Regions from separate parts of the Homo sapiens genome. Here region 1 is linked to region 2. Evidence: chromatin contacts called from ENCODE Hi-C or POLR2A ChIA-PET data. All regions are on one chromosome and are shown on one strand. The core of a region is the stretch at or near the end of the contact, and the rest is flanking DNA. Distances in the headings are between cores, read along the strand shown.

What was found. A loop is a pair of places that touch in the nucleus more often than their neighbours do. ChIA-PET counts read pairs that join two places held with the same protein, here RNA polymerase II (POLR2A).
Region 1: a loop to region 2 is called in a map of CD8-positive, alpha-beta T cell, with 7 times the contacts of the local background. The contact joins the enhancer-like site here to the promoter of SLC38A6 in region 2. A Hi-C loop is called at or near these places in 1 of 168 maps with a recorded cell type or tissue (CD8-positive, alpha-beta T cell). POLR2A ChIA-PET finds 5 or more read pairs at or near these places in 1 of 52 experiments (PC-3).

The regions. Positions count from the first base shown.
Region 1 is chr14:61,399,732-61,406,180 of GRCh38, forward strand. The region is part of intron 2 of PRKCH (protein kinase C eta); the gene reads left to right. Among named protein-coding and RNA genes, the nearest start is that of PRKCH-AS1, 80 kb to the left of the region's middle. Within about 2 kb of position 3,845, at least 4 of the 41 ENCODE cell types and tissues checked have a DNase peak (open chromatin) inside an H3K27ac peak, as active enhancers do; they include CD8-positive, alpha-beta T cell, where a contact is called at or near this core.
Region 2 is chr14:60,979,090-60,984,982 of GRCh38, forward strand. It overlaps SLC38A6 (solute carrier family 38 member 6), which reads left to right and starts at 2,156. Exons shown (of 16, transcript NM_153811.3): 1 at 2,156-2,293; 2 at 3,419-3,549; 3 at 5,641-5,714. The coding sequence starts at 2,189. It overlaps TRMT5 (tRNA methyltransferase 5), which reads right to left and starts at 1,990. Exons shown (of 5, transcript NM_020810.3): 1 at 1,874-1,990; 2 at 142-797. The coding sequence starts at 1,884. RefSeq lists an enhancer at 1,880-2,259.

The DNA of each region.
Region 1 (6,449 bases), core at 2,595-5,094, 420 kb after region 2:
AAGATAGTAAGAAAAAGGTTCTTAGTGTACTTGTTTCTTCCCCAGAGTTCCCAAGGCAAACATAAAGGTATTCTATTTTGTACAAGTTTTTGGGGAAGGAAAACTTCCTCAAAAACAAAACCCTGACAAAGAACCTGTTATTTGTGAATTTGAAGCTTGTTTAGAAAAAAAAGGCCTTTTACTTCTGCTAAAACCTTGAATTGTTCCTTATTTGAGACATTTAATATGTAACTTGGAAAAGATATACATTTGTCCTGGGGAGACAATGGAAAGGCACTTGAATTTTGGCATCTGCTTTTTCTCTCTACTAAGGCAGTGCACAATGGTGCAGAATAAGAGTCTGATCTTTTTCTTTTTGTCCCATTGCCTCAGTTTTTAGCTCACATTTCTTGTCTCAAGCCCACTGGTTTACAAATAATTACGTTCTCTGCTAAGTCATGTGGCACATGGACCATCAAGGCAGATGAAGCATGTGTTACTGCTTTGAAGCTGCAGCCCACAGTTACCCCCTGTATCAACACTTCAGATGCATGTCATTTTTAAAGAGAAAAAGTGATTTCTGGTGGTAGTTGATTTATAGCATTCCTTTCTCAGATTTCAAGCCTGGTGACAAGTTGTTGATTTAATTTTTTTAAAATGTAGCTTTAAAAAAATTTATTCTTTTGGCATATTAGCTTGAAGAATGAGTGACCACTTTAGTTTTTGTGTTTGTTTTTTGCTGGTCTAAGCAATTGTGGCTATCAGGTTGAAGACAGGGTAGGAGAGAAAGAAAGGAATTGAGGGAATGGGAGAATAGGAACTGGAAACGGGCGAATGATGTTTTTAAAGGATTGAGACTAATTGTCCCTTGTCATAGATGCTCTCTCGTCTTCTCCATAATATCTAGCTCATTTGTTGAATGCCTTCTGAGGACCAGACACTGGAGTTGGCTTGTAATTTAGCAAATAGCAATGGGAGCCCTCATTTTATTTTCTGGTAGCAGGATAAACTCTTACCTAGTAACTGAGTACCTCTACGTGTTCATACCATGCTATATATTATTCCATTTTCTCTCTATAACAAATTTCTGAGGCTGTTGTAATTCTCAGTATGCAAATGGTGAACCAGACTCAGAGACGCTAATTTACTATGGTCTTTCCTGGATAGTAAGTGCCAGAGCCCAGACACAAGCTCAGATTGCAATGCTGAGGTCCAAGATCTTTCTACACCATCCAGCTATCTGAGGAGTTGGGGGTGGGGGGGCAGCATTTTAGTTTTTTTCTTTATTCCATCTTAGAGGAAAACTGTCCTCAGGATAGCATAATCCCACCCTCCAGAGAGTCTTGTCTTTTGGGATGATGTCTTTTTGCAAGGCTTCCCTTGAGTTCCTCCTCCTTAAACTGGAGGACCAACATTCACCCAGGAAAGGTGCAGCATTCTCAGACATCAGGCATGGATGGGCCAGAAAGCTCTAGGCAGATTGAGTTTAAGATTTGCTCAGGTTTTGTTGTCAGTAGGTTCTCTTAATGTACATCTTAAGCTAGAACTCAGAAGATGAAAATACAATCAGTGAGTTCAGCATAGGTATGATAGCTCTATTTGCCTTTTTATACCCCAGTCATCATTGGCTTCACTGTACCTACTTCTCTTATTTTGACTGACTGTAAGTGAAAAAACTAGGTGGTGGCTTTGTTGGAAATTTTAAAATTCATTCTCAAAGTGTGATCCTGCAGACTTCTGAGAGTTCCAGAGACATTTTCAGGAAGTCTGCAGTTCCAAACTGTTTTCCTTATAATACGAAGATTTTATTCATCCTTTTTTCCCCACTGTGTTGACATTTGCCCCAATGGTGCAAAAGAGAAATGGTGGGTAAAAGCATGGCACCAAACTATAAAGTCATCATTGTATTCTTGATGGCCACGTAGTTGCAGGAGGAAGAAATCTAGTTTCACTTAAGAATGTCTTTGATGGAACAGTAAACATTATTCATGTTATTAAAGGTCAATCCTTGACTATATACCTTTGTAACATTCTGTGTGACAAAATGGGAAATATGCTAAAAGCATTCCTGCTTCATACTGAAATACTGTTGTGTCTCAAGGAAAAGCACTTGTGTGATTGAGTTGTTAGCTGAGCTAGCCACTTTTTGCATGGAACACCATTTTTACTTTGAAAGAATGACAGACAAACCATACTGTGGAACTGGCAGATTTTTCAGACATTGTCTAAAAAACGAATGAACTGCGCCTGTTACTTCAGGGAAAACAACTGTAAGTATTTGGTGCCAGTGATAAAATTAGAGCCTTCAAAACATAATTCGAATTTTGGAAAGTTTATATCCACCATTGTGAGCTTGACAACTTCCCAGTACTTATTCTTTTCTCATGAGTTTGTTGTTATTAACGATTGTAATTTTTAAAAATTGTGTTATGAGATATGTCAACATTTAGAAGATGACTTCCAATGATTCAGTGAACACGTATTTTCACAATGGCCAGTACGAGATGTTATAAAATCATTTATGGGTCAAGGATCTCTTGAAAGCGTAAGGTAGACTCATGTATATTAATTTAAAGTATGAAAAGTTCATTGATACAGTTTTATATTGCAACCAACTTTTGAGAAACTACGCCTTGTTTACTTTTGTGTGGTATTAAAGAAGAATATCTGCAATTATCTGAAAAATCTATTAAAATTATATTTTTAAATTACTCTGTGTGAGGCTGGACTGTATTCATGTACTTCAACTAGAACAACATTACAGTGGCTTGAATACAGAAGCAGATATGAGAATCTAGCTGTCAGGCTGGGCGCAGTGGCTCACGCCTGTAATCCCAGCACTTTGGGAGGCCGAGGCGGGCAGATCACGAGGTCAGGAGATCAAGACCATCCTGGCCAACATGGTGAAACCCCGTCTCTACTAAAAATACAAAAAAAAATTAGCTGGGTGTGGTGGTGCGTGCCTGTAATCCCAGCTACTCGGGAGGCTGAGGCAGGAGAATCACTTGAACCAGGGAGTCAGAGGTTGCAGTGAGCCAATATTGTGCCACTGCACTCCAGCCTGGTGACAGAGCGAAACTCTGTCTCAAAAAAAAAGAAAAAAAGAAAAAAGAAAGAATCTAGCTGTCTTTTTTTTTAATTAATTAATTAATTTATTTATTTTATTTTTATTTATTATTATTAGACTTTAAGTTTTAGGGTACATGTGCACAATGTGCAGGTTAGTTACATATATATACATGTGCCATGCTGGTGCGCTGCACCCACTAACTCATCCTCTAGCATTAGGTATATCTCCCAATGCTATCCCTCCCGCCTCCCCACTAGCTGTCTTCTTTTAAGTCAGACATTAAAGAGATTTGCAAATTGTAAAATAATGCCACTCTCTCTATCTTTGGGGGGATGTTTGAAAATGTAGTTATATTTTATTAAAATGTGTATACTAACATGTAATGGAATTGTTATTGTTTTTAATAAATGATAAATATTTTTAAATGTCTCCATTTAAATTTCTAATTTGACAAATATCAGTAGAATCCATTCAAAGGGGTACTTGGACCAAAAAATTTTACAATTTCTAGGTTATTTTTTTCTTACATTCTTTCAAAAGCCCAGTGCTTTAAATTTTAATGACCACAGGGAGAAGGAACTGACACATATTTGTGTATGTTATAATCAGAAAAAAATATGTACAGTTAGGTGATACAGGTGACAGAATTGTCATTTTTTTGAAACTTTCTTTTTGTTTCTGATTATTTCTGCTGTGCAGTGTACTTTTTCAGCCAGTTTTTGTTATAAGCCTGTTCTCATAAAAATAAGGTCAGGAAGTGACACCAAAACAACTCAGAAGCCTGTGGTGGTTTCTAACTTTAGAGCTGCCTGTTACAGATAGCTTCATGCTAAACCTTTGCTTGATTTGAGCAGAACAAGGCAGTCACGATACTTCTGAACAAGTGATCAGTGCTGTGAGCACTAAAAGCTGAACCTCAAAAACAGCTCAAGATCCATGGACAGAGCCTCAGGAGACACATTTCTATGGCACTCGCTTACTGACTAGCATTCTCCTTTTCTAATCAAGGTTCTTGAAAAACAGAGGCTGACTCGTTTGTTAATTTTTTTCAAGCTTTATTGTTTTTTCCTTGAAATTATAGTGATGTGGTATTCTCTCTATGGAACTGAGGTTTGGGTAAAACAAGAATGATTTAATTTTTTGATAGAAAAGTTAATTGCTCCAGTGTCTGTTTTCATTATACTTCCATTTTATTTCCAGCAACCCCTTATCTCTCTGCTCTCTTTGTTTCAAATGAACAAGACAGTAGAGTTTGTTTTCCAGGCCACTTGTGTTGGTAACCCTTTTCCTAAGCTTTCCCTAATAACACCCTGTGTCAGTGGACAGGTAGTAGGTAGGAAGACCTGCTTCTTCCCTTCTACCGTGAAACTCGTCTTCAGCATCATTCTTTCATCCTGATGGCTGAGAGTTGTGTTCTGGTCTCAAGTCAGCAGTGGATAACCCACTGCATGAAGTTGATGGGGAGTGTGGGCATGGACAACAGTGGCCTGAGGTTGCAGATACATTCTTTGTATATGTAAGAGACCACCTTATATTTTGTAAGTGGAAACTTAGTTCTCATAGGATTTTGGAGAAAATCAGTTGCCTCCTCTAGGAATTTTCATTTGTTTACAAAATGTCCTGGGTCAAGCAATACTTTTATGTTATCCCCACTTAGGTTTAGTGGATCCATCCATCCATCCATCCACCCACCCACCCACCCACAGAGTATTTATGTAGAAAACTATGTAATGGATGTATATATTCATGCATGTGTGTATGCATGTACTTAGTAATGACACTGGTTTGTTCTCACAGAACTCAAAATTTGGTGTGTATGTGGAGACATAAACAATTAGAAAGGTTAACATAATATGTACCTCCACAGGTGGTACATGCTATGGAGAAAATAAAACAGAGTAAGAGGACAGAGATGGGTCCTATGTGTATGCTGTTTTGTTCAAATCAGATGGTCAGGGAAGGCCCCTCTGATGAGGTATCATTTGAGCCAGAGGTCTGAAGAAAGGGAGGGAGTGGACCTTGAGTCTGTCTATTGGGATGGGGAACAGGAAGTGCAAATACTGTAAGGGTTGCAGCAGGGAGAGGAGTGTAGCTGGGCCTTGAGGTCAGGGGAGGTGCCCACATGGTTGTTGGCACAACTTTGGTGCCCTGCTAATGTCACTTTCCTCTTCAAGAATACCCTTGTCACTTAAGTGATGTTCACTTATGCTTGCTGCTGGCTTACCATTTGGCTCACTGAGCACGTCTTTTCCCCTTTGGTTAGGGGCTTGAAGAGCACAGCATCACATCTATTTATGACTTGATGTATTTTGCTAATGCGGAAACCATTCCAAATTCATGATAACAACTTTCTCCAGTTCTGTGAATTCCCTCATGGTTTCTTTTTGTTCTAAGCCAAATTAGGAGCCAATCCCCAGCTTAATAAGCATTAAAAGTTCAAATTGACTGTCTGGAAATCTATAACAAGTCCATGCACTCCTAAATATAATTAGCTGTAATTCAGTTCTAGTTATGGATTATTAAGAAATTACTCTTATTTGAGCACCTCACTCATCAAAAATAAAGTCAGAAAATTTAGGCGCAGCTGGAATCTTCTGCTCTTTTTTTTTTTTTTGAGACGGAGTCTCACTCTTGTCGCCCAGGCTGGAGTGCAGTGGCGCAATCTCAGCTCACTGCAACCTCCACCTCCCGGGTTCAAGCGATTCTGCTGCCTCAGCCTCCTGAGTAGCTGGGATTACAGGCGCGCAGCACCACGCCCAGCTAATTTTTGTATTTTTAGTAGAGATGGGGCTTCACCATGTTGGCCAGGCTGGTCTCGAACTCCTGATCTCAGGTGATCGGCACCCCTTGGCCTCCCAGAGTGCTGGGATTATAGGTGAGCGCCACCATGCCTGGCCAAATCTTCTATTCTTGAACTTGTGGTGAACTATCATTTGTTGAGGAGTTTTAATAAGTGTTAGTGATAGATCTCTACTAAATAACTGGAGAGGTAAGTAGGTTGGAGCTCAGTCTTGGTACCTTATAGGGACTTAGTATATAGCTTTTGGAAAGTTAATTCTTACTGAATTTTGATGATACTTCTTGTTTCATGTAAATGTGGATGCTTCCGTTATGTGAGTCCTAAGATTTGGGATTTACCAAGTACTGAGAATAGGACCTTCAAAAAATATGAAATGCCAAGAGGATCTGTTTTAAAGCAATGGAATTATTTGAGAATTTTGAAAAATACAGATTCTCAGGACCCAGTCTGAATGAGAATCTCTGGGGAAGAGGCCAAGGAAACAGAATTCAGGTAAGCACCTTGGCTGCTTCCAGTGGTTGGCCAATTTGGATATCCCTGTTGTGTCCTAAATTATACCTAATTTGATTAAAGTTTTGGTGGCTGGGAGGTTTGCTAGTT
Region 2 (5,893 bases), core at 906-3,405:
TAGCTCAAGATCTAGCTTAAAGTTAACATGATAAAATGTTCTGCCTCTGTAACTTGGCATTAAAAAAAATAATTTTTAAAGCTAAAATTAACAATTTGCAAATTCCCTTCAAATACATGAATATTACTATGACACACGTACCAATTAAATGTTTGAAAGGCAGCTGATGATCTCGAAGGTTTAGGTGTGCAATATGTCCAATCCTGCTAAACCCTGAAGTTACATCTTGACCTTCAGGAAGCACAGCTCTCAAGATTTCTTCTGACTTAAAGTGTTCATATGTTAGTTCCAAATTGTATTTAGAGATCTGTGGACTGACATTAAGCTGCTCTAAAACACTGAGTTCTGCTTTCTCAAAGGAATCATGAGTAAATATTTTATAGGGATCCAACATGATTAGTCTACTTTCTTTATCTTCCGGATCTTCAATCACACGTCTTATGCCTGGGCGCTGCAATGCTGCCCTTTTTAGGGATCGCATCAATTTACTGACTATTTCTTTCCTCACTTTAAGCACTGGAATGTTGACTGTCTTTTTAAAAGCTGTTCTATCAAGTTTTGTCATGCCTCGGACATCAGAAGGTGGTGAAAACAATTCAGTCTCTCTCTCATGTGTTTCTGTTTCTGGCATGGTTGAGAATCTTTTTCTTTGACCCAATAAGAAAATACCAGGTGCTTCCAAAAGCATCTGTGTCAGGGATGTCCAAGCTACTGGAATCAACGATTTTGATTCAGTTATGCTATGGCTTTCCAGTTTCAGAAATCTTCCTGAGAATCCAAATGGCCTCCATAAGATCCTTAAAAAAAAAAAAAAAAAATTCACACACGACAGCTTTTGAGAATAAAAATCTAAATTCTACTATCTCAAATAACGGGCTAAATGCTGACAAATAAAACGTTTAGTGATGTGTGGGAAGTATACTATCTTTTCCAGACTAGGATGACTTCTTCAGGAAGTCGTATTAGTGGTAGATAATAGTGGTATATATTAAATTTACACCTTCAACCCATCTGCTCCCAGTTCAGAGGGCTTAGTGATCCATTAGCCATACTCAATGATCCTCTTCACCCACAATTTTCTAGATAATACATTTGGGATTGGAAGACTGAAGTATGAGTTAAATGGTCATCTGTAAATGAAATAGTCATTATACATGACCATTACTAGTGGTGATATTTATTAGGATAGTCTCATGGGTGCTTATTGTGTCAGATACTGCGCTAAATGCTTTATGTACATTATGAATCTTGGGAGGTGTGCAGTATTGCACCCTCATTTTGTAAATAAGTAAACTAAAGCTCAGACGTAAGGTAACCCACCCAAAGTCTCCCAGCTGATAAGTGGCTAAACATGGATTAAAACCTAGTTTTGACTGACTTCGGTGCTTGTGTTCTTAATATATTGCTCTGTTGTTTGTTTTCGATGCTTTACTGCCACATGTCCTGCCTTTAACTAGAGGCTTCTGTATTTTGAGGACGAGAGCTTTGCTGATTGTTATATGCATAGTATCAGTTATTCACTGTCTTCTAAAATACCAAAGAATTTACTTGTAAGGGGAAAGGGCCCTGTCCCAGAATCCTGTAAAGCAACGAAGTCTAACTTCACCGTCAGAGATCAAATTGGTTCTAGCAGCTGACCAGCTGGGTGACCCTGGATAAATTACTATAAGTCTCGGTTTTCCCACCAGTAAAATGTGGCGAAAGGCTTTTGAAACATTCCTTACTATCCAGAACCTCGAAACTAAGCTCAGCACCTAGGCGGGTGGGTGACCTCGCGATGTTTCTGTGCCCAGGCAGCACATGGCAGAGAGCAGCCCTGGGCGGGCTGGTACCTCCCCTGGACCATTAGCCCCTAACGCGGCCGCCACCTCACCAAAGCACCATTCCAATTCCCCACGTCGCTCTGCAGCTGGATCCGCGAGCCGACCCCTCACCTCCCGCTCCGGTACCGATCGGATGTGGGTCGCGGGTGGATGGGCGGGTCTTCTATGACATCATCACTGTTCGCCGCGAAGAGGGCGCGCGTCATCAGATCAAGTCGACTCGCTCCTCTCCTTCCAGGCCCTGGTGAAGTACGGAATGCCGGAAGGGCCGGGCTCAAAGCTCCGCCTCTGGCGCGACCGACGACTGGAGCGCAGGGCAGGGGTAGAGGCTCGTAGATGGAACTGGTAGTCAGCTGGAGAGCAGCATGGAGGCGTCCTGGGGGAGCTTCAACGCTGAGCGGGGCTGGTATGTCTCTGTCCAGCAGCCTGAAGAAGCGGAGGCCGAAGAGTTGAGTCCGTTGCTAAGCAACGTAAGTGGGCTGTGTTCGCTTCCCCGCGCTGACGCCCTCCGGCTTCCCTCAAGTGCCTGCCAAATAAGACCCAGAAAAGGAGGACCGCACCGGGACAGGGGAGATGCTGGAGCCTGAACCCTGGGGGATGGGGTCTGAAGGCAGCCGCCGAGATTCAGATGAGATTGGCGCAGTTATGAACGTGATAGCAGCCTAGCATACTCTAGAAAGAAAAGATGAAAAGCGTCGGGTGGAAGAGATGCAGCGTTGAGTGGAAGCTGCGAACATGATGGGATGAGCGGCCCTAGGATTATGTACTCACTGCTGTTAGTTAGTATTTTTGTCACCTTATTTTCTCCACCAGTCTCGTGAGGTCTTTGCAAGAGTCACAGGATTTTCCTCTTCCGACTTAGTCATGGGGGGAGGGAAAATAATAAACATTTTAATACAGAAATTCTTAGCGGTAGAATGGAAGTGGCTTGGTAGTAAGTGCATAGCACGTTCCTGACCCTAAAGCCTGTGCAGTGGGCACTCCGCTTTTTAACTCGAGTCCTAGACACTGTTCCCAGGACTTTGTTCCCGGTGCTGTTTGTGGGGAGGGGGATGTTTTCAGGGATACTGCCAGAACAACGTGAATTGCTTCTGTTTATAATATTGTCATTGCAAGATATTCCTGACCATCCTTCCAGTTTGGTAGAACTAATTCATTAGATATATAAGTAGAGATTAGTTGTGCAGTCCTAGTAATTGAGGAGAAACAACTGCCCACAGCAGTCCCAGGTTGACTCAGCAATTCTTTAGTAATCACATGAGCTGAGGCCTTATCCCTCCTCTCTCTCCCCACTCCATTCCCATCCTATCTTCATCTCTTGCAGTCACAAGGTTAGTCATGGCCCTTCCTGAACTCTGCCTGTCTTGTGTACTGGTGGAAATCATTTTCCTAAGAAACCCTAGATTCCTGGAGCTGCAGTAGTGGGAGGTGGGAAGGAAAGGAAAGGAAATTAGTGTTGGTTAAGCAACGAGTGTGTCATACAAACCCTGGTGGTTTGCAGCTTTTTTCCATAATCTTTCATTTATGGAATTTCTTTACGAAATTTTAACTTCACCGTCCAAACATTTAACACTACTAAATTTGTGTGCTTACAGGAACTTCACAGACAGCGATCCCCAGGTGTTTCATTTGGTTTATCAGTGTTTAATTTGATGAATGCCATCATGGGAAGTGGCATCCTTGGCTTAGCTTATGTTTTGGCTAATACCGGTGTCTTTGGATTTAGGTGAGTCTTCATATTTTAGCATCAAATTTTTTTTTCCATTTTGATAATATACGGAGAAGTAGAGAGATAGATTCCAGAAGCTGCTATTATACAATTTCTAGTTAGTTATTTCTGGGGTTTTAGCATTTTTCTTGTTATTCTTGTTGCTAGTGTGTACCTTGGAGGGCTACTACATAGCTTCTTAAATACACAGAAGTGTGACTAGTTTTTAAAAATGGGAACTTGATCCACATTTCATTTATAATGAAATATGACACTTAAGAGTGGCATATTCATTGTATCTCCTTGGCCAAAGTGAATCAAAGCCATGCAGATTAACTTCCAAATAGCAATTTTGTGAGTGCAAATACAACACATAATCTTTTCATTCCTCGCTGTCTCTTTGTATTGTTAAGTAGTCTTATTTCACTTTCAGAGGCCAGACATGTGTTTTGTGCCTGTTCTTTTTTATGTTTCAGGACTTAGCTTGTAGGCCAGTTTGCCCAAAATAGAAGACAATCCTGGATATTCTGTGCTTTCATAGTACTTTGTATATTCATTCTGTTATTATAATTGTTACAATGATATGTTTGGAAATTAATGTTCCCACTAAACTGAAATCCTTTACAACTGGAGGTCAAGGCAGGCGGATCACTGGAACCCACGAGTTTGAGACCAACCTGGGCAAGATGGTGAAACCCCATCTCTGCCCAAAATACAAAAATTAGCCTGGTATGGTGGAGTGCGCCTGTAGTCCTAGCTACTTGGGAGGACTGCTTGAGCCTGAGAGGTTGAGGCTGCAGTGAGCCATGATTGGGCTACTGCACTCTAGCCTGGGTGACAGAGTGAGATCCTGTCTAAAAAATTTAAAAAATAGAAAAATCCTTTATAACTGGACCTTATTCTTAGCATCTAGCACCACATGGCTAATAGAATGAATTAACAAATTGGCTTTGTCAGTAGAAGCAGATCTATTTACTAGGAAATTTAAAATGCCTAGGGAGTCTCTTTTATGTTTATTTCCTGCTTTTATTCCAAATTTTTTGATAAGCAAAGCAACTTTTAAGTAACCCAACTTGCTTTTATTATGGAATGTACTCACAAACTTTCATTATTTTTAAAATTAAAAACTATATGTGACACCTTAAGCAAGACATAGTCAGAGGACTTTTTTTTTGATTCTCTTTGAAAAATCATAATTTATGCACCAGGGTCTTACATGCAGATATATACTGCTGAATGTGTGCTCACCCAGTCATAGCAACCATCATTTTTGGTGATGCTAAAGTGTTATTTTGTGAAGTTCCTGATGTCAGTTTAATGACATTTGTACTTTTACCTCTCAATTTTATTTATTAACAAGTATTAACTGGACCACAGAGAGAAAATTTCTTCAATGACTGGGGCAGTTCACTGGGGATAGCTGTATAGAAGCTTGTCCTGCTGGTGTCTTCCTAAAAATGAATAGGAAATTATCTAAGTTTTTTCTTTCACACTGTTGGTGAGAGGACCTCAATCATTACATTGTTTGCACATTTTTCAAATTGCATCATTAGAGGTGTGTTAACTACATTATTTTAATTTAGTTTGGTTTGGAGAGTGTGTGCGTTTAATAGATGCTAGAAAATACAGCCTAAATAAATCTTAAGTACACCTTAATAAGATGAAGGTATGATAAGGAGGTCAATATCACTGGAAGTAGAGGGAGGAAGGGAAAAAGAGAAGACAATGAGATTGCATAAGTAAAACTTCTGTTTAGACTTAAAATAAGAAGAAAACCAGTCATAAAAAGGAAATATTACAAGATTATTTAATGGCTGATTCAGCAGTCAGCAGACAAGACTGCAAAATGAGGAAGTTTGCTTGTATTTTTAAAAAAGTTTGGTTTTTATTTTTTTTTATTTTAAAATCAGTATATTTTCATTTAAATAAAATTGGTAAATACAAAAAAGTAGAAAAGTATCTTCTTAATTTCCTTAATGAACATAATTCTGCTACTCAGAGATAGTTCCTGTGAATATTTGACTGTTAAGCAATTTGTTTTTGTAATGAGACACCATACAAAAGACAAACTTTTGGGAGGTTTTGACCAGGTGTTCTTTTATGTTTTAGCTTCTTGCTGCTGACAGTTGCTCTCCTGGCTTCTTACTCAGTCCATCTTCTGCTTAGTATGTGTATTCAGACAGGTGAGTAAAAATGTTATGCTGCTTCATTTAATAAAGGAGTCTCTTGAGTTTGTATCTACATATAGAACTGGATGTCTCAAATCTAATATCCAGTGAGCATACATTTTTATTAGATAGGGTGATCGGAATGGAGAATTTGAAAAACCAGGATATACAGACCCAATACTGTGGGGGAATAT